Regions from separate parts of the Homo sapiens genome. Here all the other regions are linked to region 1. Evidence: chromatin loops called from intact Hi-C (ENCODE). Cell type or tissue: ascending aorta. All regions are shown on one strand. Links, peaks and the distances in the headings refer to the core of each region. The heading gives the core; the rest is flanking DNA. Region 1 holds the start of CSMD2 (CUB and Sushi multiple domains 2). Region 2 overlaps CSMD2 (CUB and Sushi multiple domains 2). Region 3 overlaps CSMD2 (CUB and Sushi multiple domains 2). Region 4 overlaps CSMD2 (CUB and Sushi multiple domains 2).

Region 1 (7,630 bases), core at 859-5,858:
TGCTGAGAGGATTGAGTTAATACATCCAAGTGCTTAAGACAGTGCCGGTGAGTACTCAGTGAATATGAGCTGTTATTATAACTCCCCTGGGTGTCCAGAACAGCTCTCTGAGCATGGTAGGTGGGGAAGGACATGGTGAGGGCACATAGACTTCCTGGCTGATTCCTTTGGCCCCAGCTTCTATTTAATAGGCACATTCGATGAGGTATGGCACTGGACTCGTTGCATCTCTGGTTTCTAATCCTTCCAAAAACTCAGGAATTACTTGTCCTTTTTACAGCAGGGAGACTGAGCCCTAGAGAGGCCTGAAGATCAGCTGGGTCTCCAGCAAGGCTCTGCGGAGCAATCAGGTTCCCTTAATCCTGCTGGCGTGATGATGAGGGTGAAACAGGCAGGTCAGGCACATGAATGAGGGTGAAGGGGGTGCTGCTGAAGCTGCCTGCTGGGCTCTGCCGGAGAAACCCAAACCAGGCAGTGTCCAAGACCCTGCAATTTGGTCCTCCAGTCCCTGGTGCATGATTCTAATCTCACCTTCAACAAAGCCACACACTCACCAGCCCTAGATATGGTGGGCACTCTCCGCTGCAGTCAGCTCATTTTTTAAAAACCATAAACCCTCAGCTTGATTGCAAATGGAAATTCAAATTCATACACACACTGGTGACTGAGTAGTGAAACGCCTTTCCTTGGCTCAGGGTTGGAGGAGAGTGGTATGCCAAGGGCTTATTGTTGCATTGGTTCTAGAACCTAGGGAACTGTAACCAAACGGTGATACTTAGTTGTGGGGAAAGGAACAGGGGACCAGATGTCTTTGTCATCTTATTACCTCTGCAAACCAGCTGGCTTCCTTGACCCCCGATTTAGTCTTATCAGTCCTTGGAAAACTCTCCAAGAAAAAGAAAACTGTAAAAATCATCTGATCAAACAGCCATACATCAAGCACCAATTCTATGCCAGAACCTGAGCTGGATATGGGGATACCAAGAGAAATAAAGCACCATCCCTGCCTTCAGTAAGCTCACATTTTAATATATAAGGCAGACAAATAAATGCTTTTTAATACAATTCAGTTTGTACTACAGTAGAACATTGAGTACAGTCAGTGCTCTAGTCTACAAGAGGCTGACTAAAAGCAAGCACTCAGACAACATACAAAGCAGGGGAAATTTTTTTAATTTGGCATTTGATTTTTTTAAAGCCATGATGTAATTGGCACGGGAAAAATCAGAACTTTGTCAGAATTCCATCTACTTAAACTATCTACTTATAGTTTAATATTGCTTTTTAAAAATTAGTTAGTAAGGGAGTGGAAGGCATGATAGCTTTTTCAATGCTCAGAGCTCCTCAAGGAAAGTAGCTAGGTTCGAGAATAATTGAGGATATGAAACTGACAGAATTTGATGACCATATGATAAGGAAGGAGTTGAGGATAATCCAAAGGTTTCTGGGCTCCATAACTGGGAGGCTACAGGAACCACCAGCTCACAAAGGAAATACGGGAGGCTTAAGAAAGAAGCTAATAAGATTGCTCTGGAAGGGAAATATCTAAGTGAAGATGTCCAAGGATCAGCTGGATACATGGGTTACCTAGACCCAGAATTCCCATGGACCAGGAAGCCAATAGATGAATTTCAGGAGAGATGTCTTGGCAGAAGAGATCTGTCTGGAAGCTTCAGAGTGTGGTAGTGAAAGGGTTGGGCAAGGATGAGCTCACCCAGAGAGTGGTGAAAAGGAATGGGAAAAAGTACAAAGAATTAAATGCTGCAGGACACTATACTTCAGGGAGGGGAATAAGTGTTAGTATTAGAGACTGAGAAGGAACACGCAAGAGATAGGAGAAAAATCAGTAAAACATAGTGTCCCAGAAGCCCAAGGAAGAGAAATTCATCCAAAGTGGCCACAGCCACAGAGAGATAAAAGAAAATAAAGATAAAGTACAATGTATTTGGCAATTGAGGTGGTCATTGGTGCTCTCTTCTAGAGTGTTCCAGTGTCATCCTGGAGACAGAGGTTGAAGTAAGGAGTGACGGGTAGTAGAGAAAACTGACATGAAGACCCCTTTGAAGAGAAGTGACTAAAAGACAAAAAGAGATGGGGCAGTGGCTTAGATAGGTCAATAGGGCCAAGAAGGCTTCTTGGCTTGTTTTGTGGTAAAGATGAGCCTGTTCACAGGTCAAAGGGAAATGTGTTTTAAGAAGGGAGGGTGGCCAGGTGCGGTGGATCACGCCTGTAATCCCAGCACTTTGGGAGGGCAAGGTGGGCAGATCATGAGGTCAGGAGTTCGAGACCAGCCTGACCAACATGGAGAAACCCCCCTTCTCTATTAAAAATACAAAATTAGCTGGGCATGGTGGCATGCGCCTGTAATCACAGCTACTCAGGAGGCTGAGGCAGGAGAATCACTTGAACCCGGGAGGCAGAGGTTGCAGCAAGCCGAGATTGCGCCATTGCACTCCAGCCTGGACAACAAAAGAGTGAAACTCCCTCTCAAAAAAAAAAAAAAAAAAAAGGGAGGATGATTGATAGGGACAGCAGGTAATTGGTGGGAAGTCTCCAGGGAGGCTGGGGTGGGGAGGGGGAGGGGGAGTGCAAGGCAGGACAAGGACTAAAGGGGTTGAGGGGAGAAGGTATGGGTGGGTGAGGAGACTCCCCTTTTTCAAACTATTTTATTCATTTATCCAGTGATCACTGAGCCGAGGAAGGGAGACGGTTCAGTCCTGAGCATCTTTTAAATTCAACAGTGTGAACTGAACACAAAATGAATGTGTTTCCCCTTCTAATGTACCAAATCCTGCCGATCTTCTGTCACCAAGTCCATTTCCAAATCTCTGCTGCCTGCAAGGCCAAACAGCCCATCTAAAGGCGGGAAAGGCTTAAAAAGAAATGTACTGGGCTGGGCGCGGTGGCTCACATCTGTAAGCCCAGCACTTTGGGAGGCAGAGGCAGGCGGATCACCTGAAGTCAGGAGCTCGAGACCAGCCTGGCCAACATGGTGAAACCCCATCTCTCCTAAAAATACAAAAATTAACCGGGCGTGGTGACGGTCGCCTGTAATCCCAGCTACTCGGAAGACTGAGGCAGGAGAATCGCTTGAACCCAGGAGGCGGAGGTTGCAGTGAGCTGAGACCGCGCCATTGCACTCCAGCCTGGGCGAGAAGAGCAAAACTCCGTCTTAAAAAAAATTTAAAAAGAAAGAGAAGAAAAGAAAAGAAATGTACTGGAAGCTTGCAAGCCAGAGCAGGGCCTGCCGGAGAGGAACTACCCCAAGCCATGAACACAAGGCCCCCTCCCCGCAACTTCTCTACTGAGCAAGGAGCTGCGAGCAAATGGATCTCTATAGGGCAGGATTCCAGCACCGCTGAGCGGTGCAAGCGCCGGTGAGTCGGCCTTTTTCTCTCCCCTAGGGGCAGGATATGCCCAAGGGGCAGGGACAAATCTAGCCAGAAAAACAATTCAGTCCGATGCCGAGACATTCTCCAATCAGCTAAGCCAGAGACCGGCCTCGCCTCAACGTACGTCCGGGAGGCCTGGCGGGAGGTAGCAGCGATTCCCCCACCGCCCATGTGGCAAGTCTGGGTGACCAGCAGCGTCGGTATGCACAGCCTCCCAGTGGGTGTGGGTGTGCGAGAGGCCAGAGCTCCCAGGCGCGCGCACCGCGGGCGCCCCTCTCTGGGTGTCGGTGGCTATGACTCTTAGCAGAACCTAAGAAAGTCCCGTCAGCTAGGAATGAGAGAGCCAGAGCTGGCTCGGGGCGCCCTCCCTGACCAAGAACCCCAACATGCCGCGGTTAAGCGGTGGGCGACACGGTCTGCGAGGACAGACTCACAAGACGCTGAAGGCCAGAGTGGGCCAGAGAGCTCGCCACTCACTGACCTGCCAGAGGAGAGGCGCACTTTCCCAAGAAGGGGAACTGGGGTGGTCCAGGCCAAGCCTTCAGAGGTTCAATCGGTGGTTTCAAAACAAAACAAAACAAAACAAAAACAAAAACAAAAAAGAAAACACGGCTCCAGGTCGAAGGTGCCCTAGGTCTAGGCCTGGCCAGCAGGTGTTTCGGTTTCTCCCCCAGTGGGTGTCAGCCTCGCGGGCTAAATGAAAATGCGGTTCCAGGCATCCCGGTTTGGACCCGTCTCCACCCGGGCACACGGAACTTTCTAGCTTGTAGCTAGAACTGAGCTTCGGAGGGGTGCTGTGGGTAAAGCGGGAGGGCACCAGTCGCGGCCAGTAGCCTCCACAGGGGACCGGGTTCCCTCGAAGGTTCGCGTACCTCCCCCGCGCGCTGCAAGCTGCAGCCAGACACCCGCGAAGTTCCGGGACTCTCCGCACCCGCTAGATCTGCCCCTTCCCGGACTCGGTCGTCGGGAGCTGGTCCCGCCGCCCGCGCCGCCGCTGCCGCTGCCGCAGCCGAGGCGCTCGGCTGCAGCAGGGCGCGGGAAAGGGCACTTTGGCGCGGAGTGAGCACCGAGGGGAATGTGGCAGCGCGAAGCCTGGCGGCGGCACTCCCTCCCCCGCCTCGGGCTACAACCCCCACCCCCTCCTTCCCATCCCTCAACACCCTCCAGCCCCCACCTGCACCCTCCTGCAAGGAATGCGCGGGACCCCCACCGTGGGCACGCGTCCACCTGAACCCCCTCCTAGCTCCGAGCGCCGAGGGAGGGGTAGCATTTGAGGAGGGGGATGGCGGCCGCAGTCTGCAGTCGGTTCCAGAGGGGGCACCGGTTTCAATTGGAGAAAATGGGCGGGGGCAGGGAAGGGCAGACCTTGCAGACGCAGAAATGGGGAGGGGGCGCACGGTTCCTCTCCAGCCCCCAGGACCAGCGTGCCTGGCAGAATCAGGAGCCGGGGGAGTAGGGCTCCCGGAAAGTTTATCGGGAAAAAGCCTAGCACCGTGGGGGCTGGGAGGCTGGAGAAACTGAAGCCACAGACCAGGTGCCCCGCAACCCCGGGCGGGGATGTCTGTCTCCCAGGCCCCCACACCGGCCGCATCCGTCCAAGTTGCGGCTGGGGTTGGGGCAGCAGTGAGGGTGAGGGTGGAGGTGAGGACGTGGCTGAGGGTGGGGTGGGAGACGGAGGCAGGGATGAGAATGAGAGTAGGCAACTGGGAGGGTGGGAGATTCAGGCAGGGATAGAGGCGGGGGGAGGGACTGGGACCGGGTCGAGGATGGGTGGGCTCGGGGCTCGGGTGGGGCGCGCGGCGGCCGCTGGCTCCTCGGCGCGGCTGGACTCACCCGCGGCGGCCGAGACGCTGAGCAACCCACAGCCCAGCAACAGCAGCAGAGGCGGCGGCGTTGGCGGCGGCGGGCGGCCCCAGCGGCTCCCGGCGCCCGGCACAAGCGCCGAAATCCCGGTTTCGCCGCGAGCCCTCCCCGCGGGGCAGCCGCAGCGCCCCAGCTCCCGTCCCCGCGAGCGCGGCATGGCGCGGCCGGCAGCGCCGAGGGAGAGGCTCCGCTCGCCGCCGAGGAGAAAGGAGGTCAGGAGAGCTCTGGAGCTTTTTTCTGCTCGGAAAAAATCCCGGTACGCGGGAGCCCTGAGCTTCTGCGGCTGGAATGAACCAAGTGTCCGCCCGGCCGGGGAGAGGCGCGCTGCGCTCTCGGAAATGACTCGCTCCAATCCCGCTTCGCGGGGTTCGCGCCGGGGGGCGGGAGGGGGTGAATTATCCCCGGATTAATCACTCCGGAGCCGCTTCTCCGCCGCTCCAAATGCTGGGGGTGGAGGCGCAGCTAAGGATAAAATATTGGGGGGCGGGGGTTCCTCTTCAGCGCCACCTCCACCTCCAGATAAACCACAAATTACATCTAAAGGGTTGTTTATCCGTGTCTGTTTTGCAATTGACCAGTTTCTTTTAAGTTCAGTCCTCCTGTTTTCATTTATAACATCACCCATTAATACACCCCCCTCTCCACACACACACACACAAACACACACACACACACACAGTGACAGAGACACACGCACTCACACACACAGGCACATACACGCACACCTCTTCCACGTTTGGAAATTGGAATCCTGTCTGGGAAAAGGTAACCAAAGAAGGACGCGTTCCCCAAGTCTTGGCTCTTACCAGCTGATCTTGGGTGGTGGCTTTGAACTTGCCATCTAGGGCCGGGGGCGATGCTTATGAGCCTCATTCACAATAGCCTCCTACCCCATCCCAGGAGAGGGGCGTGTGTGCGTAGACAGAGGCAGGGTTAAGAATTGGAGGGCGGTGGAGGGGGGTTGTGTGTGGGGTGGGGAGGGGGGGGAACCGGTTCATTTGACCCAGTGCGGTCCCACTCCTACCCTAAGACAAAAATCTCAGGGTGGCAGAGGCGGTCCCTGTGTGCACGCGAGTTGGGGGTGGGGAGTGAGGTTGGTGGAAGGACGGTGCAAGAGTTACTAGTACAATTTATCCCCAAATTTAAATAATCGGATCCTACTTCTTCTTCTCCCCTTCCTCCTCCCAGCCAAGGCCCCAAACCAAGAGAGTTCTTCCCAAGGACGTGAGCTGCTCCCCACCTCTCCCCAGTAGCGGCTGCCTCTAGGCCCCAAGGGCTTAGTGTCGGTCCCCACCCCATCCCCCACCCGACTCGGTCGCCGTCTCTGTCTCGTCTACTCCAGGCTTCTCCGCCAGTCACGATGGCTCCTTCGCTGTCTACGCCAAACTCTCGGCGAGAGGGAAGAGACGCTTCATGGGGGGAGGCTGGAGGAAACTGGGAGGGGCAAGGTCCAGAGAGGAGGCTTCTGCTGGCGCGTGCAGTGGAAAGGCACCTGCGATGGGCACCCCCGCCCCCTTTGCCGACACACCCCAGAGAAGCTGTGCTCCGGGCTTAGGGCAGCCTGATTTGGCCAAAACGGAGCGTTGGCATCTGTGTGGCCAAGGGGGCAGTGGCCGGCGGGCGGTGGGGCCTGAGAATTTCCGGGGAAGGGTGTGGAGAGGGACTGTAGGGATGGCGAGCCAGGCTGGGGGTGGCTGGCGACCCAGGTTGGCCGGCTGTCAGCGTGGCCAGGAATTTCCATCCAAGGAAGGGTGTGAAGAGGGGCTGTGGAGTTGACGATATGAATTGGGGGGCGGGGGCAGGGCTGGAGGAGTGGAGGCTTGTCCCTACTCCCCATGAAAAACTTCCTCCCCAGAGCCACGCTTTCGCAGCCTCCTAGATGCCACTCTTCCTCCCTCCCCCCACCCCAAGTTGTTCCGGTTTCCCTGCATGAGCTCATCCCACAGCTGGGGAGCCAGCCCGGTGGCCCTGGGCGGGCGAATCTCCTCAGAATCGCGGGCCTGGTCCCCACCCCCAACACGCTTGTATGCCCGCCCCTCCCGACGCCGCCTTGCTGGGTGCCAAGAACCAACCGAAGCAGCCAGAACTCCTCAGTGAAAGGCCTGCTTTATGTTCCCGGGGCAGTGAGGAGGGGGCTTCTCCCTTCCCATTGTCCAGACTCAGCCCCCGAAAGAGAGGGCTCAGCCTTCCCACCAGCCCTGGAGAGGAGGAAGGGACTGACTACGCCAGCAGTGAGTGGTGGTGGTGGCCTTGGGGGCTGTTAGCTGGGCTTGCCTGGGGGTGGGCTCCTGGCTTCTAAGCTCCGACTTTACCCCTCTCTTGGAGGCGGGGTTCTCCTCCAGAGAAAGGAACTGGCAGAGATGCCCAGGCCTCCT
Region 2 (7,630 bases), core at 1,438-6,437, 430 kb before region 1:
TGCCAATTAAAGGGAACATAAAAGAGAGACAATTGTGTTAAACAACCTCCCAGGGAAGCAACTGGCAAAATTCCGAATGCAGGAGACTCCTCATTCTGAATAATTCTCATTTATCTCCAGATAAATGACCCGACTTCTGCAACAACAAAAAAATCTCAAGGGGGTGGGGAGTAGACACCTATAGATTAGAAAAGACTTGAGACATATCAGCCAATTATAATGTATGAAGCTAACAAGGATACTGACTTAAAAATACTATCAAAGAACGTATTAGCCAATCATGGAAATTTGATTATATTAATTGTTTTTAATTTTTTAAAATGATAGCAATGTGGTTATGTTTTAAAGAGCTAGTTTTATCTGTTGGAGACACATTACTAAAATGTCATAGATGAAGTGTGATGACTGAAATTTGCTGCGAAATAATCCCAGAACCAGCAGGGTGGTTGTGGGGGAATGGGTGGGGATATAAATGAAAACAAAATAGGCCATGAGTTTATAATTGTTGAGGTTGACTGATAGGTACATGTGGGTTCATTATACTATTCTCTCTGTTTTGGTATATGTTTGAAATTTTTCATTTAAACAAGGTGAAGGCAAAAACAGGGAAGCACACACATGTCTGTGTGCGTGCACATGCACACACACACACACACAAAGAAAAGAAGGAAAAAGAAGGAAGGATCCTCTCTTGAACAGGGAGAAGAGCTCAGCAATAAGACAAAAGAGGGACCCTGTGACTGTCCCAGCACCTGGTACTCACTAGATGTTCAATATTTGTTGAAGGAATGAAATACTGGTTGATAGGCAGGGATACTGGGTGTTATGGATGGAATTGTGTCCTCCCAAAATGTAGAGGTTGAAACCCTAGCCACCAATGTGACTGCATTTGGAGAGAGAGCCTTTCAGGAGGTAAATAAGGTTAAATGAGGTCATGAGGATAGAGCCCTAGTCCAGTAGGACTGGTGTCCTCATTATAAGAGGAAGACACCAGGGGTGCATGTGCACAGGAAAACAGGCCACGTGAGAACACAGAGAGGAAGTGGGCATCTGCAAGCCAAGGAGAGATGCTTCAGGAGAAACCAGCCCTGCCAGTACCTTGATCTTGAACTTCCAGCTTTCAGACCTGTGAGAAAATAAATTTATGTTGTTTAAGGCACCAAGTCTGTGGCACTGTGTTACGGCAGCCCAGGCTGACTGATACACTGAGCTTCTGATGAGGGGTTGCTGTCCCCTGTGAGGGATGAGCCACTTCTCCTGACCCTGATGCTAAAGTTGTGCAAGGCAAAGAGGAATAGGGAATGGTGACAGAATAGAATACAGAGAACAAATACTCATTGAGCACTGAGCTCTACAACATGCCAGGCTCTGACCTTCATGTATGCTTTTGCTTCCCCTGTGTGTTAGTCTTCACAGCCACCTATAAGGCGGGCACAGACATTAACCTCATTTCATAGCTGAGGGAACATACTTGAGGTACAAAGAGCTTAGGCGACTGGCCAGGAACACACACTAGGAAGTCGCAGGGTCAGGATTTAAACCTGGGCAGTCCAGCTCCAGAGCCTGCATTTTTAACCACTCTGGGTGGACGTGGGAATGCCCACCTCAACCACTGCTTCTGTAACGGGATGTAGGCTGCTGCTAAGGGGTTTTGTTGACTAGCTGTCCAGTGTGAGTGACCAGAAGTAGTGGAAGTCCTTTCCTCTGACCAGAGTGCCTCTGGAGTTACTCAGCCCTGCGGCTGGAAGTGTTGCCTCCTACTCTCTAGCTCTGCCTCCCCACTACCCACCTGTGCCCCTTACCACCTGTCTTCCACTGTTTTGTGGTAGAATATAAGCAGAATGAACTTGGGACTCAGACCTCACTTGGAGGTTAAAAGTGATGATTCTGGAATCAGAATATCTGGATTTGAACCTTGACTCTCTCATTCACTTAGCTATGGTCTTAAGCAAGTTACATAACCATTTTGAGCTTCAGTTTCTTCATCTGTGAAGTGAGGATAACAATACCTCCTCATGAAGAGTCAATGGGGCAGTGGATGTTGATATGGTTGGGCTCTGTGTCCCCACCCAAATCTCACCTCGAGTTATAATCCCCATAATCCCTGCGTGTCAAGGGCAGGACCAGGTGGAGGTAATCGGATCATGGGGGCAGTTTCCCCCATGCTGCTGTCATGATAGTGAGTCGCAGGAGATTTGATGGTTTGCATCTGGCATTTCCCTTGCTTGCACTCACTCTGTCCTGACGCCCTGTGAAGAAGGTGCCTGCTTCTCTTTTGCCTTTCACCATGAGTGTAAGTTTCCTGAGGCCTCCCCAGCAATGTGAAACTGTGAGTCAATTAAACCTTTCCTTTATAAATTACCCAGTCTTGGGCATTTCTTCATAGCAATGTGAGAATGGACTAATACAGATGTAAAGCAATTGGCCTGGTATTTAGCACATAGTATGTGCTCAATGATTACCAGCTGGGTGATTTTGGGAACGTCAACTCACCTCACTGTTTTTGCGGATTCTCATGGATAAAGCACAATTACATCTTTCTTGCAAGAGTGGCAAGAAGATTAAATGAGAGATTGCTAGAAATGCAGTAACTACCCTTATAGTTCTTCCTTAATGCCAAAATGAGCTACCACCACCACTTAGATTTCTTTGTGGTCATGAGGAGAACTGACCTTCTTTCTTTATTACAGTACTTGCTTTTTTCCTGATTTTAAAAGTAACACATTTGGTGTAGATAGAGAATAAATGTGGATGTGTTTATACCAAACTGTTAAACCATTTTCCTCTGGGGAGTGGGACTGGGAAATGAGCATTTCCACTTTGAGCTGTATTGCACTTGTGCATCATTTGAAATTTTTACAACCACCAAGTATTCCTTTATTTGTTTATTTGACAGAGTCTAGCTCTGTCGCCCAGGCTGGAGAGCAGTAGTACAATCATAGCTCACTGCAGCCTCTAATTCCCAGGCTCAAGCAACCCTCCGAGTATTTCTTTAAAATTTAAAAAATGAAAATACAGGGGCCAGGTGTGGTGGCTCAAGCCTGTAATCCCCGCATTTTGGGAGGCCGAGGCTGGAAGATCATGAGGTCAGGAGTTTGAGACCAGTCTGGCCAACATAGTGAAACCCCGTCTCTACTAAGAATACAAAAATTAGCCAGGCATGGTTGCATACACCTGTAGTCCCAGCTACTCGGGAGGCTGAGGCAGGAGAATCGCTTGAACTTGGGAGGCAGAGGCTGCAGTGAGCTGAGATCACACCACTGCACTCCAGCCTGGATGACAGAGCAAGATTCCATCTCAAAAAAAAAAAAGAAAAAAGAAAAAGAAAAAAGAAAATACACACTCACTGTAGATAATTTATCTTTTTTTGTGTGTATTTCTTGTAAGCAGAATATTCTTAAAGCTCAGCTCTTTGTCTTTTAATAGGGAGTTTAATTACTTTTATTATCATAACTGATATGTTTGTCTTCTGCTGTCATTTTGTTTCATGCTGTCAATTTCCGATGTCTCCATGTGATGTCCTGTCTTCTTTGTCTTATGCATTAGGCAATGTATTTCCTTTTAATTTTCTACGGGGATGTCGAAAGTAGAAATCCTGCTTTTCGTTCTATTTGGAGATGCTTTTAAGTCTTTCATAGAGGTGTTGGAAACTATATTCTCTTCAGTGATATAATTCAAGAAAAATACAGTAACAGGGTAGCCAAGAGTCTGGATTTGAATTCTGGCTCCATCATTTACAAGCTGGGAAGATCCTACGCAGGTGACTTAACCTGTCTGTGTCCTAGCAGGGACAATAACGACATCTATTTCCTAGGACTGGTGCAAGGTTGAAATGAGGTGACACTGTAAGACACTTATCCTAGTGGGGTATGATTATTTTTCCTTTAAAGAGACAAGGAAGAGGTAAGTGTAGGGGAGAGAAAGTCAGGCAGGTACGCCGGTGTAGCTGCCTTCACTACCCGGAAGTCTTTCTTGGGAAATTTCTGATTTTACACCTAAGGGACTCCTGTGTCCTGTGAACTCAAGATCACAGACTTGGTCAATCTAGCCCATTCACTTCCGTATTGTCTAAGGCTGCTGTTGCATTAGGACAGCAGAGTTATAGCCCACACAGTCGAAAATACTTCCTCTCTGGCCCTTTAAGAAAAAGTTTGCCGACCCCTGCTTTAGATCCTCCAGATAATCATCCTTCTTTCTAAATTTAGGAGAAGCCATCGTCTCTCTTGTCCTATTATAGCCTCTCAAAAGCTAAGTGGCTCTTAGCATATATTAAAAGATTTTCTAAAAGACCATTAGCTTCTGCATTTAATTGTCCACAAGGTGGGGACACTTAATCAAAAACAAAACTAGAAAAAAAACGGAAAAGACAAAGATGCTGATTGCAAAGCAGAGCTCTACCAAGGCTCAGACAAAAGGAGGGAGAGGAGCCAAGAAGGGACAGGTTCCCAGGGGCTTCTTTAGCCAGCTCTGTCTAAGGTTTTAAGGCTGGGATTCAGCCACCCTAAGTGGCATCAGGCTCTCACACTCTGCCTGGCATGCAACTTCCCAGATCCCTGAAAACCAGGCTGGCATCAAATGCCCATCGCTCTGAGAAAACCGAGCGGGCTCTCCCTGGGGTCAGGGTCTCCAATAGACTGTCCCTTACTTCTAGTGCCTACTGCCCCAACCCTACAGCATTTCCCCCTCCAGGGACAGAATGAAAAAGACCTTTTTAACTTTAAAATGAAGACCTTGCTTATGAAATAGTGAGCCGCGGGAGGCTGAGGTGGGTGGATCACGAGGTCAGGAGATCAAGACCATCCTGGCTAACACGGTGAAACCCTGTCTCTACTGAAAATACAAAAAATTAGCTGGGTGTGGTGGTGGGCGCCTGTAGTCCCAGCTACTTGGGAGGCTGAGGCAGGAGAATGGCGTGAACCTGGGAGGTGGAGCTTGCAGTGAGCCAAGATCACGCCACTGCACTCCAGCCTGGGCGACAGCAAGACTCCGTCTCAAAGAAAAAAAAAAAATAGTGAGCCACTTGAAGATCCATTAACAAAGGTCAAATTATCTCATGTGTTCATACATGGCCTTGAAGGTTTCAATGCATCGCAGAGCTAAAGTCTAAGAGCACTTGATTCAGGAGGGTGGCAGGTGGAGAGGAGGATTGTGCAGTTACTAATTCCTGAGGGTTCCTCAGAGCAGTCAACTAATTTGGGACTAAGCCCCTGCAGGCTCAGGGGCAATGGGAATCTGGCCTTCTGCCCTGAGACCACTCACAGTCTTGTTGGGCAGACAGGACCAAGGCCTGTGGAACTGGTAAATGTAATAATGGTAAGAACCAGTATCCAAGAAAGTGGTCCAGTGGTGGTGGCCCATGAAAAATAATAGAAATTAGGAGAAGGAAGAGATCAGGTGAGCTAGAGACAGCAGGGAAGATCTCAGAGATATGAACCAACACAACGAAAACTAAAGAAATTAGAAGTGGTCAATGAGTGCAAGGGAAAATGAGGGGGCTGGTCTGTAGGAAGGTGAAAGACCACCGATTCACAACCCTCCAGACTGGGTTCTGCATGGATGCTTTGTACGGTGACCTGTTTCACCAGCAAATAACTCCATCAGATATGCATACTTATTCCCCTGTTGCCAGTGAGGGACCTGAGGTCTAGGTCTAGTTACTTAACCTAAGCCCATTAATTCTACAGCTGGGAAGCATGGAGACTGAGTTTCGTGTTGTTTCTCTAACTCCAAAGCTTCTGTTCTTTCCAAAAGTGCTGATTGCACTGAGGAAGAATGGCAGATGAGGTTGTACAGACCACACTGCGGGAAGTTTGGAAGTCAGAAAAAAATGTCTATTCATGTCACGGTTGGGGCAAGTTCCTGGAAGGATGGAAACGCACCACTTGATCCCCCAAAGTGGAGCAAATATTGATCTGGTTGGTCCAATGAAGAAATAGTTAAAATCAAGTTAACGCTAATGGCCAACACTTATTGAGTGTTACCTCTCACCAGGCACTGCTCCAAGAACTGTGCATGCTCAAGACAACTCTTCAAGCGGGTTCCCATTATCAACCTGCATTTTACAGTGGGGCAACTGAGGCACAGAGAGGTCAAGTTACTTCCCCAGGGTGGCTTGGATGATAAGTTGCAGGGTGGAGACAGCAGGCAGTCTGGTGAGAGTCGGGGCTCTGGAGGCCTTTCATTGATATGCGTCTCATTAGGGAGGCTCTAGCCTAGTTAAAAGGCCATTCATTCATTCATTTATTCGGTGACTCATCAACCAGTATTGATTGAGCATCTACCAAGTATCAAACAACACACCAGCTGTGGGAATATGAGGCCAAGGAAGATTCCCTAACCTCATGGAGTTTACGTGACAGTGAAGGCGCAGCTTATGAGGACTTACTTTATACCAGGACTGCCTACTCCATACACATCTGATAATTATCATTATCCCTCCTTTTTTTTCCAGCTGGAAAATACAAAGGCTCAAGGGGAAAAGTGAATTGCCAGGATCCCAGCTTGGGCCCCTCTCACTCAAATGCCCACCTGGACTGCTTGCCACCTCCAGTGTTCTCAGTGGTCCCTTGTCTCCCATCGAGCCATTTGTAAGCTCTGGGTAATACTCTCTCTCAGGCATGCTCCCTTCTTCATTCTCCTGTCCTTCCTGTTCATGGCCACTATGCCCAGATTTGAGTTTAGGAATTGGGTTAAGTCAAGAGGTCTCTTAAGTCTCTATCCTCTTTCTATCACATGAAATGTGAGAAGAAGGTTTCTGCCTCCTAAAAGGAGAGAATCACAGCCTTCGTCTCCTTGGATACTGTCAGTTTCCCCAAGGGGCCCTTGGGATACTCACTATTCATCCATTATTCACAAATATTTATTAAGCACCTATTCCGTGCCAGGTACCACGGTTGGTACACAATGCTTGGTACACAAATTTGCCTGGTGCACAAATGCTTGGTACACCATGCTTGGTACACAAATTTAACCTGACTCCTGCCTCAAGAAGCTTTATCTGTATTTTAAATGTCTGTAGTTTGGTGGAACAGATGGCTGGTCTTGAAAATTGAGTCAAAAACTGTCTTGTGTGGCGAGGCAGGACTGAAGAACTGCCATCATCAGCCGTGTGCCTGCTGCAAGCTGTGTTTCTTCTGGCTGGTTGGCCCTGAGTCTCCTGGAGACTGACCACAAGGATATAAAGTCAGCATTTAACAGGGCACAAAGGCCGAGACTGGGAGACATCCCAGGGAATTGGGGAAAATAAACATGTGGAGAAGGAAAGAGTGACAGGCAGCTTGAAAGACCCGAAAACTCGCAGCGCTGCCAATGCTACTTTGGGCTGCCGGAGCTCCCCTGGGCAGGAGCTGGAAACAGGGATCTTAATGGCTGTGATACCGAAGAGAGTTCTCATTTGAAAGAAGAGGTGCTTTTGATGCCTGACAATCCAGAGCCGTTTCTCTACTTTAATCTCTGGTTATAATTTAAATTCCTACGCACAGTGGCCTTATGAAGCCCCTGCTATTCCAGCATGAGGGTGAGAGAGTGGCCCTTCGTTCTGGGAGAAGAGGAAGGACCAACGCAGAAAGGAACCACCATGGCCTGGGCTGCTTGCTCCCCCTCCCCAGCCTCTCTGGCTGACAATGGCCAC
Region 3 (7,630 bases), core at 912-5,911, 400 kb before region 1:
AGCCACTCTTGGCTATAACTACACTAGCTTGAGGGCTGTGGAATAAAATCCTGCTGCCAGTAGACCCTGGGTGGCCAAGCATCTTCCAAACCAAATGCTCTCTCACTCCAGCTGTGTTGGCTTTGTTTATATAATAGCAGCAATATAACACTACTAATAATAATTGTAACAAAAATAGGAAAATACTACAAAGAATTTGCTGTATGATTGGTACAACAATGAACTAGACATATACAGGTCTGCCCTCAGGGAGTTTATAGTTTAGTGAGGGTGCCAGATAATCAACAAATAAAATAAGCATCACTTATTATGGTAGATCATACTAATTGTTCACAATCATTTGTTCTCTCCTTGCCCTTGCTATACATCTCTTGAGGTGGTGCTCTCTTCCCTATCCCCATTGACTTTGGGCTTAGTCTTGCAATTTACTTTAGCCCACGGAATTGTGAGTGGACATGACGTAGGCATTTCCAAGCAGAGGCTATAAATGTACTTGAGTAGTTTGGCTCTGTTCCCTGAAGCTTCTGCCTTCTGGCATGAGAACAACATGCTCTAGGCACAACGTGGTCCTTCAGCCTGTGTCCCAGAACGAGATGTTATGTGGAGCCCAGGAGAGCCCTGCAGAGCTGCAGCTGACTTACAACCCTCTTGAGATATGAGTAATAAATAAATATTTATTGTTTCAAGTCATTGAGAGTTTCGGGCTGTTGATGCCACAGCAAAAGTTGACTAATACACTTATAAAAAAGGGTATGAAGGAAATAAAAAGTGACATCGCTCTTCTGGATAAGGTGGTTAGAGATGGTCTCTCTGGGAATGTGACAGTTAAGGAATGATGAGATGGAGCCAGTCTTGTGAGGGACACTCCAACATGGTGAACTGTAAGTGGAAAGGCATTGAGGTAGGCAAGAGTTTTGATGGAAGAGCGGCATGGGATGAGGGGGAGAGAGGTAGGAAGGGGTTAATCATACAGAGCTTGAGTTTCTTTTCTTTTTTTTTCTTTTTTTTTTTTTTTTTTTGAGACAGAGTTTCTCTCTGTCACCCAGGCTAGAGTGCAGTGGCGCAATCTCTGCTCACTGCAAGCTCTGCCTCCCGGGTTCACGCCATTCTCCTGCCTCAGCCTCCTGAGTACCTGGGACTACAGGCGCCCGCCACCATGCCCGGCTAATTTTTTGTATTTTTAGTAGAGATGGGGTTTCACGGTGTTAGCCAGGATGGTCTCGATCTCCTGACCTCGTGATCTGCCTGCCTTGGCCTCCCAAAGTGCTGGGATTACAGGCATGAGCGACTGTGCCCAGCCCAGAGCTTGAGTTTCAAGTCAGTGACAAGTAAGAAAAAAAAGATAAACCACTATATATAGCCTCATAGACCTCTGACTCAGATCCCTCTTGGCATGGCATTCAAATCAATCACTGAGGCCCAATTCCTTTCTTGGCATGAGGTCTTTGGCATGTTAGGGTACCCACGTAACATATTGCCCAAACTGGTTTTGAGAATGAAAGATGGCACTATGGATAATTACCTAGAACAAAAGATGTAAACTGGGATTGTCCCAAGCAAATAGGGATATATTGTCACCCTACTCATGGTAGCAGCTATTCATGAAACTAGCTTTTGCTTCAAGTTCCTCATTCACAACTCAATCCCCTCTGGAACTGGAATCCTAAACTGAAGCTCATTGGTAGGGGTCTGATGATTGCTAAGTTCTTGCCCTCTATGGCTGGACCCTGTTACCTGTATCCCATAGAGGTTGGCTAGGTTCTTGGTATAAATTACATGACTGTTCATCAGCATAACCTTTGGAAATTACCCACTGCCTGGAATTACCCTGTGGCCATGACTGATTCTTGCCACACCTCTGGAATAATGCATTGTCCCCACCAAACCATTCCAGGTGCTTACCCCGGCCTTTAGGCCCTCTTCATTGAGATGTTTAGAGGTCTTTCCCAAGGCCAGGCTCTGCACTGGGATTTTCATGCATTCCTCAGTGGCTGGCTGAGGAACTCATATCCCCAGCTCACAGGAAAGATTCTGATACCTTATGGAACAAAGCACAAAAAAGGCCTCCTGCCCTATGCTACTGGGAAGTAGCTGAGTCCACACTCTTGGGGCTCAGCTTTTACCTTGAAAACAGACCATAAGTTCTTTGGAAAATATACGTAGCCAGACCAAGCCACCATGCCAAAGTTGGAGCAAATATGAATCCTTCTAAAAATTGGGGGTTTGCATGTATTTTTCACTTATTAGCTGTACGCATTTGGGAGGAAGGAAGAGGGCAGGTACTTTACATCATTGAGTCTTTCCCCTCATATATAAAAATGGGATTAATAACTTCTAAATTACAGCTTTGTTGTGAAGACTCAACGCAATGAAGTTTGTGAAGGCATGGAACACAGCACTGTGCTGGGCTCAGGGAAGGTATACATTCAATTTTGGCTGAATTTGAAACAAGAGGGACATCCCCACTCTGCTGCTGATGGCTGTCTCCACGCATGCTTCTGCTTGGTGTATCTCCTAGTCTTAATCAGCCTACTAAGGCAGCAAAAGTGGTGTCTCCCCACTTCTCCCTTACCACACCCTCAATCCAGCAAGACCCCAGGCCAAAAGGTTTGCTCTTTGATCCTCAGTCCCTCCTCTCCTCAAGGAATGAACAGGTAACTCCAAGTCCAGAAGATTCTGACAAAACTCCCCATTTGCAGGAATGACTGACTGCTCGACTGCCAACTGTGACCTGGTGAGGCACCTTCTGTGAGCAGATCTGTGGGCAGATAACCTTAGAAAGGAGAGGCACTGTCAGCTGCATGGGGGTACCTGGTACTGAACAGCCCTTCACTTGAGTGTTGGATATTCTGTCAGTCTTGAGTCTCACTGTGAGATTCTGAGGAACTGTGACATGTTGGGGAACAGATGGAAGTCCTGATGACCCAGTCTTTCCATGTCCCAAGCAAAGGCTACTCAAAAGTGCTTCTCTCCTGTGAGATCCCACAGCTGCCTGCACCCAGCCCCCAGGATCCTATGAGTGATACTCGTAGCGTCCTATTCTTCCTACATGGGCAGATCCCAGATGGTCTCTATGCCCAGCTAAGGTTAGCTTCAGCTGCTCTTATTAATCTGGTCAGCCAGACACAGGTATTAGCTAGGAAAAAAGTATCTTGGCATGATGTAATCCAAGAGCTCAAGCCTTCCCATTAGCCCAGAGGAATTCAAGGAAGGGTGTGGATCACATCTTCAACAACTCAGGGGATGTTCTCAGGACTGTAGGCCCAGGTCCCTGGGTCTTTGAGGCACTCAGGGCCTGTCCTCTTCACTTGAGCCCCTGAGCTCTGTTAGAGAGCTCCATCATGCATTCTAAGCCTGTTCGTCAGAGCATCCTCACTCAAGGAGTCTAGAACTGCCATGGTCCATTCATGCCTCAGACCACCACCCACTGAAGACTGGAAAACAATACATGCTGATTGTTCTCCATGACACAAGGAAGTACATTTGGATTTTCTTCCAGGGGAAACACGATAATCCAAGGGAGTTTACAGGTAGCCTGGGGGAGCTCCCTGCAAGACCATGGGGGAGTCTGATCTAAGTCCCAGAGCAAGATGAGAGTTGATCAGGTAGCCTAGGGCCAGGAGCCTTTTCTCTGAACCCACCTCCCCTGAGTCACCCAAAAGATTGCTCTTGTACATAAGGCCTAGAGGAAGGGCCAATCAACACAAGAGGGGGTAACCCAAGGCCCTCTTAGAAAGCCAAGCCCTAGAAAAGGTATGTAGTGCCTTCCCCGAGGACCACAGAGTCTGAGGACACCCACATCACTGAGGGCTGATAGTAATGCACATATGTTCAAGTAAGATGACAAATTCACCAAGAGGCTCAAAGAACAGGGTTGGGGTATTGATAGAACTTCAAGCTCCAGCTTTTGAGCCAGCAGCTGTGAAAACAGACCCTGGCTGGGGAAACTCTGTTGGCCTCCACAGCTCTCTGAGTCAGGCATGGCAGAGCACAGTGGAGAATGCATACACACAACTTTGGATATTTTACAGAGAAAACAGAGCCTGTTGGCTTGATCCCAAAGGTGAAAGCTGAAATGAGAATGACAGAGATACCTCATTCCCCTATAAGTAGAGGTCACAGCCCAGGATTAGACTCCTAAAGCTTGACCAGTTTTCCCAGTTCCTCTTCCACGCAGGTAGCTGTGGTCCTAATATACCTTGGACCAGGACTCTTAGCTGGAATAAGGCCTTTGAACTGGGCCTTGGATTAAACTGTGTTCACAGTTTGGTTTTGGACAGATTCCTGGGTTGGATTGGACTGAAATTTTTGCCTGTGCTACAATCTTCCAAGAAGACTTCTGAAAATCTGCCAGTTGGAATGAATTTTTCTTCCTCTACATTCTGGTAGCACTTTGTGACCACATCTATGTGCAATAATTCAGAGACTGCTTTAAAATAAAAGCACATGCTTATCTTACTCACTAGACTATGAGCTCTTGGAGGGCAAGAACCATGTTTGAATCATCTTCATCACTTGCCCGGTGCTGAGTGTAATGGCCAGTACATAGTACCCACTCCCTTCCACATTTTGCTGCATTTAAATTAAATGAAAAACATCAAGTTGTAATGTGGGAGTACTGGACCATGCATCTCACTCCTTGATGGGATACCAACATGGAGGTCAACATCCCACGGACCCTGGGAGACTACAATCATCCTAATAACTGAGTTATGGCAGCTCAGCCTGGCCAACTTAATAGCAACAGCATATGAACACAACGTATCACCACATGTATCACAACCCCATGTATCTTGGCATGACACAAGTATTAGCTAGGAAAAAAGTCTCTTGGCATGATGTAATCCAAGAGCTCAAGCCTTCCCATTAGCCCAGAGGAATTCAAGAAAGGAATTCAAGAGACAAATTCAAGGGACCAAACCTCACAGAACTGACACAAAACTTTCCCCAAGCAACTGGCATACAGTATGTGTTCCATACTAGTTGTTCAGAAATATGACCTAATGTCTAGATCATCTAGGAGTTTTTTAGAACTACAATTCCTAGGCCCCATTTTGGACCTACTGAATTGGAATTTTGGGGGACAAGGCCAAGAATTTTGTATTTTAAAAGGCCTATGAGTGATTCTAATGGTTAGCTGGGTTTGGGTCTACTTTAGACCACGCAGGGCCACCAAAGACACTTCCTTCTCCTATAAAGTACCTGACTGTTTAGGCATAAAGGAAACAAGTGATGTATGTGACTCACACTGGCCTGGCAGGGAAAGTGTTGACTAATTCCTTGGACATCCTGATAGGAAATGCTGGGAGCCTCCTTCGTGAGCCATCCCTTCAGTCTGCCTGATTTCACCCTGGCCAGGTACACTGAAGAGCTGGATCCCACGGGCTTGGTTCTTACAGCCAGATTCTAAGCCAAGCCCAGCTAAGCATGATGGTACTTTGGGAAGTTCTAGTCCTACAAACTGTTGGGGTGAGATGTGTGTGGCTGCACAGAGCCAGTAACTGGTGGGCTTGTGAGAAGCCCAGCATACATATAGGCCCACTCAGTTTTAGGATCTCCCTCTCCTGCTAACCCTTCTTCAATATGTATGCCCCAGTCCAAGGACTGGGCTTCTATTCTGGTTCATGGTTTCCTCTCTAGTCTCTGCTGTGAGACTGAAGTCTCTTTTTGGAGACTGAAGCCTTTGGATGGGTCAAGGATATACTTTGCCGGGATACACCCTATTCCCTTGGGTGAGGACATGAGTCAATCCAGAATCTTCCTTCCCCCATAAAGTATCTGCCTATTTGAAAACAAAGGTAACAGGCAATGATATGACCCATACTGGCCTGGTAGGACAAGAATTGACTCCACCTCCTTGTACATTCTGAGAGGCAACACCAGCAGCCTCCTTTGTGACCCATTCCTTCATCCAGGGTCAGCTCTTTCAGCCCTGGACTCCCTCAACTCTGGCATACACTTCCCAGGCTGCCCCATGGCCCTGGGACGCTTCATAGCTATGACTAGTGCCCATTCTCCAGTACAGTAGCAGATACAGACCCTCCCCCATCCTGCTACCACCCCTGACTTTCCACTCAAGGCGACGTCCCCTTCAGATCACTGGGAGAATTCTGCAGAGCGGGCACCCCCTGCTCTGCCTGCCACTAGCAAAGGGAAACCACAGGTCTTCAGTGTTCAGGTTCTTGAGGACTGGATAACAGAGGGAGGGAGACCTGGGACTTCCTAAGTTCCCTGTTTATTTTCTGGGGCTATCTGTAGGTCAATGAAACCTTGAAAGAAGTCTAGAGAAATGAGGGGAATGTTACATTAAGCAGAGGAAGCTCACACCGATCACGGTCCCTGGCCTAATCACAAACAGTTCCCAGGAATATTATCCCTCATGCTGAGGCTGATGCATTTAAATCTTTGCTGATCCCAACTCTGGCTCTGATCATTTGAAAAAGGCAATTTCCAAGGACTCTAGCTATTGTGATCATATTTTCTGGGCCAAGGGAAATGATGTTTGAAATTGCATTTGTCCTGGAAAATCTGGGATTGTATGTTTACAGGGAACACTAGGTTTCAGCCATAGAGGGGAGGGAAAATAGAGCATGCTTCACCTGTGCATGTGGCATTGAGGTCAGGGTGGGAGGAGAAATGAAAAAAGTACCTGCCTATTTAAGAATAAAGGTGACAAGCAATGTATGCGAAGCAATGCATGTGACCTATATGAAGAAAACCATGGAGCTGTTATATTTAGAAAGACGGAAGTAGGCGAACAAAAACATGTGTCTGGATATGAGGGCTGTGTATTATAAAAATGCCTATTTTCTTCAAGTTAATTTATATTTTAACAGGAGTGCACATACAAAAATCCCAATAGGATGTTTTTTTTACTCTGACAAAATGATTCTAAAATTAATCTTGAACAACAAACAGATGAGAATAACAATGAATATTCTGAAAGAGAAAATAATTCAGGGAGGAAGGAGTTGTTTCTAGCTCTGCCAGATATTAGAACACATTATAAAACAACAATTAAAATTATTCAATACCAGTGCTAAGATAGAAATAGAGCAGCAGAACAAAGTGGTGACTCAAGAAATAGACTTAACTACATTTGAGGATTCAGTATGTAATAAAACAATTCATTTCCCTCAAATCAAAAGGGAAATGAATTACTTAATAAATTGTGTTGGAAAACTGCATAATAGTTTGGACAATATTATACATTCATCTAAGTAAACTCCAGATGGAGTAACAAATTATATTTTAAAAAATCAAATTACTGACAAATAACCAAAAATAGAACGAACTGTTTCTCAGATCCATGGCAGAATAACTTTGTCAGCTTTGAAAATAAATCACAAATACTGAGAGACTTGTTTATATAGAAATGTAAGACAACTATACAATGAAAAATAGAAAATAAATAGGGAAAATGAGGTTGGGAAAATACATATATCAAATACCACAAAGAATTTCTATACACAATGTAGAAAGAATGCCTTCAAATTGGGAAAGAATACCAACACCTCAGTAGCCACATGTCAGTACCAGTAGTCACTATACAGGGATTGGAAACAGCAAATGCCCCATGTCCCTCCTAGACAGGGCTGGAACCAGGTCGGCTGAAGAAAGGCCAAGACTG
Region 4 (7,630 bases), core at 1,604-6,603, 260 kb before region 1:
ACCCTACACATAGTAATTGTATTTTCTTCCTTAAAACCCTCTCAGTTCCAGAAAAATCACCTTAGGAGGCAGATCCCACTGGAAGGGAATCTGTGGGGTTGGATTTATATGTGAAAAATTAGGAGGTCTCTGTACACCAATCTGCATGTTCCCAGCAGGTTACAGTGAGGGTGGTGAGGACCCATCACCTGCCTTATAAAACTAGGGCAACTGAAGTTCAGAAAGCTAAGTGACTTGCTGTGAGAGAAGAGTAAAAGCCATTATTGTTCAACCCCGACTTTCCCCATGTGCCCTTCAGGGTACTGCCAAATGGCCCTGGGACCTCAGGGCTGCCTGGCCCAAGGAGACATGACAACCTCTTGCTGTGGCCTCTGCCTCGGTCAGCCTGAAGCTGCCTCCCTGACTTATCAACTGCAGAGGCCAAGACCCACAGGACCTTAAACCTCTGAAAGAAGCTGTGTGTAGCTGTCTGCACGGAGCATATGCTGGGAGGCTCTGGGAGCAGGGTGAGAGGGGCAGGGGAGGAGGGGAGGAAAGCCCTTCCAGGTGCTGTAACCATGAAAGGGCAGAAGAAGGACACAAGCTGGATTTACAAGCTGGGAATCTGGGGCTGTTCAAAGTCTTCTGTGCCCAATTATTTCTTATAACTGTATGAAAGGCCTTGAGAGGGTCAGAAAGTTAACTGAGGTCACACGATTAGTTGGTAGCAGAATTGGTATTTGAACCCAACATTGAGTCCAAATGCTATCTATGCTCCATGGTGCCCTCCTTGGTGTCAGGAAAGAAAATGAATTAGATCCCAGAGGAGCAGAAGAGAAAGAGGGGTAGATCAGGATTTAGAGTCCAGATGATGGGGATCCAATTTCTGGCTCGGACACTTACTAGCTATATTACATCAGGTTTCTTAATCTCTTTATGATAATATTATTATTTTACAAGAGTTTTGTGGCTGGGCGCAATGGCTCACGCCTGTAATCCCAACACTTTGGGAGGCCATGGTAGGTGGATCACCTGAGGTTAGGAGTTCAAGACCAGCCTGGCCAACATGGTGAAACCTTGTCTCTACTAAAAATACAAATAAATTAGCCAGGTGTGGTGGCAGGCACTTGTAATCCCAGCTACTGGGGAGGCTAAGGTGAGGAGAATTGCTTGAACCCGGGAGGCAGAGGTTGCAGTGAGCTGAGATCATGCCATTGCACTCCAGCCTGGGCAACAAGGGCAAAACTCCATCTCAAAAAAAAAAAAAAGAGTTTTGTAAACATTAAATGAGACCATGCATATAAAAACCTTAGTACAGTGCCTGAAACATGGTAGCTCTCAAAGTGATTATACTGTTGAAGGTATATTAAGGCAGGAGGAAGGCAGATAGAGACTCAAAGAGGACAGATTGCATCAAAGCCTACTTTAAGGGTGAGAAATGATCCTGGAGTGGCTGGCCTAGGATCTGCAGAGGGAACAAAATGGGAAAACCCAGCTGGGGAGAACCACGTGTAGGTGAGGAGGAAGCTAAGTCTCTGAGGCTCAGTTTCTTTATCTGCAAGATGGGTATGCCAATACCTAACTCAAACTTGGGGGTGAAGACCCAATGGGGCAAGATGGCATTCCACACATGTGATGGCCTCAATTCAATCATAGAGGCAAACAATGAATATTTGCCTGTTTATTTATCTTGACATTGGTCCTGTTGCCAAAGGGCTCTGACACCAGGCGAGGTGAGCCAAGTGCCATATGCTTTTCCCTTTGATGCTGGTGAGATGCGGTTGGCTGTGAGAAGGTGCTGAGACTCTAAGATCTCAGAGGCTATATTTATTCAACAAATTGTCAGAAAATCTTTACACCTGTCTGTGCCAGGACTCTACTGAGCCCTGAGGATTCAGAGATGATGGGCCAAGTCCATGCTCTGAAAGAGTTCATGTTGGGAGGAGGACTCTGTATTCTAGAAAAGTTTGGCTTGTGCCAGTGCGTCGTAGGAGCCTGGGGTTGCCCAGTGTGGGTGGGGCTGAGGGAGGGCACAGGTCCCAATGCATCTAAAGGTTTCAGGAGGGAGACCCTTGCACAGGCTTATACCAGGTAGACAAGGAGGTGAGACTAGACTTCAAGGCTAAACTTTAGCAGCTCCTTGAAAGGTTGAGACTTCCTAGTTCAGCATTGTAATCACAAAGCTTATCACAGAAACTGGCACAGAGTAGGCAAGGAAAAATATTTGTGAAATAAATAAATAAAGTTTACTAGGAGTCAATGTGCTTCATTTTATGGAATAGATGTGCTTGCCCAAACTCACGCATAAGCCATAACCAAACCTATACGTCAAACATAACTGGGGAGAAATTCAATAATGAATCAATTCATAAAAAGACAAATCATTTCATAATGGGCAGAATCTACTTCCTTTATATTATCACTCTGGAAAGTATTCTATTTAGGCCCAGGGTAACTCTTAAACTTAAATCTATTTCAGAACACCCAGGAAAATGGTTAAAAATACTGAATTAGTTGAGTTCTATTCTCAGGAATCCATGATTTTACAGAGGTGGGGCTCAGGAATCTGCATTCTTCCAAAGAGCATTCAAGCAAGTCTTCTGAAGCAGGGAGTTGGTCAGTGCAACCCAGTTTGAGAAACACAGGATAAGTCCTAGAGGGCATTTTTTAAAGGAAACACAGGGTATTTTTTTTAAAAGTTGGGGGTGTAACTGAGATGGATCAGAAACTGCAGGGCTCCTGGAAACCGCCCCATCTGGCTGCCTCTTCTTCCCTTACCCTGCCTGACACAACATAGAGAGATGTCCCTCTATTTCCAGAAAGACAATCAACTCCTGAAAAGCCCATTTTCTACTTCACTCTTTGATGTCCTTCATAATCTCTTTCCCAAAAGCCTCTCATGCTCTATCACATCATGTTTCTCCTCTTTGGTGCACACGAATCCACAGTGAGCTGTAAAAATCACCGATGCCTGGGTCCCTCCCTGGGCATGCTGACTTATTTGGTCTGGGGAATCACCTTGTCACCCTGCTGGTTCTAATCAGGATCCGAGTTGCATGGACTGCACTAAACCCTTTATCCCTGCACCTTTTTTTCTGGCCCGGAGATTAATGTCCACAAACCCCTCAGCTTTCGCTAAGTATCCCCCTCAGCCATATCTCCAGTGACCAGAAGAGGTATCTAGAGAAGAAAGATAAAGCCACATGCAGGACTGGCTCTGGAGGCTGGAGGCTACAGATAAGGCTTAAGAGGGGTCCCTGGCGGTCCCCAAGTTCACTCCTGAGAGTGGGAAGCCTGTTCATCACCCTCTGATTGCCTTTCCTCCTGTCTCTCTGGGTTTTGTAGGCCAGAGACATAGAGCACTATATGGACTCCTGGTGGGACAGGTTGCTGGCAAATTGATTTCACCCCAACCCCAGGGTGGGCAAGCAGACAGTACCCATCAAATCTCTCACCTCCTTCCTGCCAGACACAGGGCACTGCAGCTCAGAGGAAGTGAGTGAATAGCTGAAACTGACGTGGCTGCAGAAATTGACATCAAGTGCCAGACAGGCATTTGCTTAGCAAATTGGCTAATTTTAACCTCTGCCTCACAGACCAAAACTCTCTGGAAGGAAAGAAACAAAAAGAAAGTGATATTTAACACATTTCTATTTCTGTGCTACACAGTCTCTCTCTGAGGTTGCAAGTTTGAGCCTAATTGATTTCTTAGTCAAAAGAAAAAAAAGCCAAAAAGGAAAAAACAAACAACTGAGAGAGATCTCACATTGCAATCAAACCTCTCCAGTTCTGTTGTCGACTGCTGAGCTTTTTTTTTTTTTTAAAGACTGGCCAAGTGACTTGCATAATTTAAGATCCTTTCTAGCACTGATCAGCCCGCTCTGGCCAAGCAGTTTGCTGATTAATTATTAATCAGACTGAGTTTAGGATGAGTAATCAGCAAGAGTCAGTGCTAATTTGCAAATGTCCCCCAGGAAGGTTATTACTTAAAATACTTGGTGGAGAGGCTCCATGTTAACCTTTGCAATTAGCCACAGGACATTGTAACTGGCAAGGCAGAAGCAGATCTCTCCTCCAAACAAACCAACCTTGGATACCTACTAAGTGCCAAGATGCACATTAGGGGCTTGTCACGGTTCTGCTGGCAATGGCAGGGGAGGGGAAGGGCACAGAAGAAAAAGAAATACGTAAGTAAGCAAGAAAATATCAGGTATTGATGAATGTTTAAAATAAAACAAGATCCTCTGATAGACAGCAAGGGTTACTTTAGGCTGCATGGACGGGAAAGTCTTTTCTAAAGATAGGAAATTTACATTGAACTCTATATTTCAAAAAAACAGTGGTTTTTGTTTTTTGTTTTTTTAACTTGGAAGGAAGATTTGAAGACTGTGAAGGAGGAGGATCCTAAGCCCTGGGAACAGCTAGTGCAGAAGCCCGAGCAGGGAACCTGCTTAGCCCACCCTAGGGACAGGATGAAGAGCACAGAGAATGGGTGTGAGTGAGGGATAGGAGGGAAGTCAGACAGGTAGGCAGTGGCTGGACAATGTAGGGTCTTGTAGGATTTTATTCTAAATGTGATAGTAAGCCATTGGGAGGCTTTAAACAGGGGAGACATGATTTGATTAATAAACCCAAGTCACTCTAGGTGCCATCTGCAGAATGGATTACAGAGGGGTAGAAGCAGGGAGACAAGGCCCCCGAGCAGCCCAAAGGTGCTGGCGGAACCAAATGGGCAGAAGCAGCTTCCTCTTAGGAAAACAGATGTGGGAGGTCGTGGAGAAGGCTAAGAGAACAGATTATGAGTGGGGAGGGGATGAGAAGTCCAAACTGGATGGAAACAACCCAAATGTCCATCAACAGATCAATGGATAAACAAAATGTGGTTTAGACATACAAGGGAATATTATTCAGCCTTAAAAAGAAATGACGGCCCATCTCCTTGTCGCTACTGTTCCATTTTCTGCCTATGAATCTGACTATTCTGGGTATTCTTCTTTAATGGGCATGGAGTTCCATTTGGGAAGGCAAAAAAGGTACTAGAGATAGATAGTGGTGTTATCCACCACTAAATAGCCAATGTGCTTAATGCTACTAAGTTGTACACCTAAAAATGGAATGATAGGTTTTTTTGTTTGTTTTGTTTTGTTTTGTTTTTTGAGATGGAGTCTTGCTCTGCCGCCCAGGCTGGAGTGCAGTGGCACGATCTCACTGCAAGCTCCACCTCCTGGGTTCATGCCATTCTCCTGAGTAGCTAGGACTACAGTCGCCCACCACCATACCCAGCTAATATTTTGTATTTTTAATAGACATGGGGTTTCACCGTGTTAGCCAGGATGGTCTCAATCTCCTGACCTCATCATCTGCCCGCCTCGGCCTCCCAAAGTGCTGGGATTACAGGCATGAGCCACCGTGTCCAGCCGATAGGTTTTATGTTATATATATTTTTCCGTTTTTTTTTTTAAGAGACAGGGTCTCCCTATGTTGCTCAAGCTGGTCTTGAACTCCTGAGCTCAAGCAGTCCTCCCACCTCAGTCTCCTAAGTAGCTGAAACTAGAGGCACATGCCACTGTGCCCAGCGATATGTTCATTTTAAGATTCCTGTTAATATGCATGAAGCCCAGAAGACCCTTGAGGACTGAAAATTTAAATCAAGAGCCACTGGCATCTAGATGATATTGAAAGCCCATGTGTGATTTGTTGGGGCTAGCTGGGAAAGAGAATAAAAGAGAGGAGAGTCCCAGGACCCTCTGGGTAGTCCAAGCATAAAGGCTGGACAGAGAGTGGACGTTGGAAGAAACAGCAAAACAGACTAAGAAGGAATGGCCATAGGGTAACCAGCTACATGGTTTCATAGGAGCCAAGAGAAGGAAATAGTTCAAGAAGGACTGGTGATCAGTGTCATGTGTTGCCAAGAGGCTGAGTCAGATGAAGATGGAGAAACGACACTGGAATGGGCAACCTGGAGGTTGCTGTCAATTTTAGCAAGGTCAGTTTTAGTGACAAAGCAGGGCAGAAACTGAGAAAGAACTGTCTCAGCAATTGGCAGTGGCTGAGCCATTCCGTGGTAGCTGAGTGGGATGGAGTAATAGGGGTTTGATGGGTGCTGTTTTTATTTTGATTTTAGGTGGCAGATATTGGAACATGCCTTTATGGTGTTAGAAGTGCTCAATAGAGAGAACAATTGTGGAATGCAAGGAAAAGGAGATACATATAGTAGGGAAATTTTGGAGGAAGATGAGCTCTGGAGTACAGGAGAGGGCTGGCCTTTGACAGGAACCACGGCATCTTGTCTACAGAAGCATGAGGTGTGGCAGAGAACTCGGCTCACCAAGCATCTCATCTGCTCATCCCCGTTTCCTGGCTCCCTTGCAGCAAAGCTGGACTGTGTGACTGTTTGTGGCCAATGAAATATGAGTTGGAAATTATGTATAGCATATCTGAGCTAGAGTGGTGGAAAGCCATGCTGGATTCTCCACTCATTTTCCCTGTCATGGTATTAAAGAAGGCCACATATTTCAGATGGTGTGGTTAGAATATGGTGCAACCCCCTCGAGCCTGGGTACCCACATGTGTGATGATGTGGATCAGAGCCACTCCCACTGGTCCATCACAAATCTGTAACATGAGCAAGAAGGAAATCTTTGTGGTGTTATACCACTGAGTTTTAGGGTTAATAAAATTTAAAAAAGGAAGTGGCAAGATGTGAGCCTGGGGTGGTTACTTAGGCAAGGGTTAGATCCAGATGGGCCTTGTGTGCCCTATCAAGGGATTGAATTTTAATCTGTAGACAACAGAAGATGATTGAAAGCTTTTGCCTGGGGCTTAGCATGTCAGATCTGCATTTTAATTAAGCCATTCTCGTAGCAGTGAGGAGGATGAATTGGACAGTGCCAAGATGCTGGGAGATCAGTAAGGAGGCTATTACATCCCTCAAAGAAGAAAAGATGATGGGCTGAATTCAGGCAGTGGTAGAAAGGATGGAAAGGTACAGTATATTGGGAGAACTTAGCAATTAATTGAATGTGGCTGGTGAGAGAGAGGGATTAAATAGGGATATTCCCAGATTTCTGGATAACTAGGTGGGGAATGGTACCATAAACTAGGAAAGGACACAGACTGATGATTTTATGGGTCAATTATGAGCAAAATTGAGACAAGTTAAGTTGGAGATATTGGTGGTCCATCAAAGTGGAGATGTCCATCAGGTAGCTGGCTCTACAGTTTGACTGGCTCAGTGGGTAGGCTGGGCTAGGGAGCCATATTTGGGAGGAAATAGGTAGTACCTGAAATCTTGAGAGCAGGTAAGACTACCCTGGGAGATGTGTGGAGTGAGCAGAGCAGTACAGCAAGAAGGAATGGACATCAAAGGAGACACGGAAGGAATGGCCAGAGAGATCCAAGAAGAATCAGAAAGAGTGGCATGGAGGCAAGCAGAAAGCAGAGCCCCCAGAGGAGAAAATGACTGACAGTGTAAAGTAATGCAGAAATGTCCAGAAGGTGAGACCTGAAAAACGCCTTCTGGCATTGGTAATTGGAAGTGGTAGTCTTTGGAATGGGGTAGGGGTGGGGTTGGTTATTTGATGATTATCTTTTTTTTTTTTTTTTTTTTTGAGACGGAGTCTGGCTCTGTCGCCCAGGCTGGAGTGCAGTG

What was found. A loop is a pair of places that touch in the nucleus more often than their neighbours do. Peaks named below come from ENCODE experiments on the same cell type or tissue, not always from the same donor. Only the 100,000 strongest peaks of a DNase experiment are listed, where the experiment ranks them.
Region 2: a loop joins it to region 1, with 11 times the contacts of the local background. A loop is called at or near these places in 25 of 110 quality-filtered maps.
Region 3: a loop joins it to region 1, with 2.9 times the contacts of the local background. A loop is called at or near these places in 2 of 110 quality-filtered maps.
Region 4: it touches region 1 in a loop (3-fold over the local background); 3 of 110 quality-filtered maps call a loop at or near these places.

The regions. Positions count from the first base shown.
Region 1 is chr1:34,159,686-34,167,315 of GRCh38, forward strand. CSMD2 (CUB and Sushi multiple domains 2) reads right to left here and starts at 5,545. Exons shown (of 71, transcript NM_001281956.2): 1 at 5,226-5,545. The coding sequence starts at 5,412. It also overlaps a transcript of C1orf94 not described here. RefSeq lists enhancers at 3,446-3,575, 3,996-4,055. In ascending aorta, for the core only: a CTCF peak has its summit at 3,663; DNase peaks (open chromatin) are centred at 3,576, 4,322 and 5,576; H3K4me3 peaks cover 2,823 bases; H3K27ac peaks cover 1,367 bases; H3K27me3 peaks cover 894 bases.
Region 2 is chr1:33,731,486-33,739,115 of GRCh38, forward strand. The region is part of intron 15 of CSMD2 (CUB and Sushi multiple domains 2); the gene reads right to left. Among named protein-coding and RNA genes, the nearest start is that of HMGB4, 130 kb to the right of the region's middle. In ascending aorta, for the core only: a CTCF peak has its summit at 4,324 (motif pointing right); no DNase peak of the experiment used is centred there; H3K27me3 peaks cover 298 bases.
Region 3 is chr1:33,758,325-33,765,954 of GRCh38, forward strand. All of the region lies in intron 13 of CSMD2 (CUB and Sushi multiple domains 2), which reads right to left. Among named protein-coding and RNA genes, the nearest start is that of HMGB4, 100 kb to the right of the region's middle. In ascending aorta, for the core only: no CTCF peak of the experiment used is centred there; a DNase peak (open chromatin) is centred at 3,937; H3K27ac peaks cover 4,708 bases.
Region 4 is chr1:33,899,548-33,907,177 of GRCh38, forward strand. All of the region lies in intron 5 of CSMD2 (CUB and Sushi multiple domains 2), which reads right to left. Among named protein-coding and RNA genes, the nearest start is that of CSMD2-AS1, 34 kb to the left of the region's middle. In ascending aorta, for the core only: no CTCF peak of the experiment used is centred there; a DNase peak (open chromatin) is centred at 3,488; H3K4me3 peaks cover 304 bases; H3K27ac peaks cover 2,322 bases.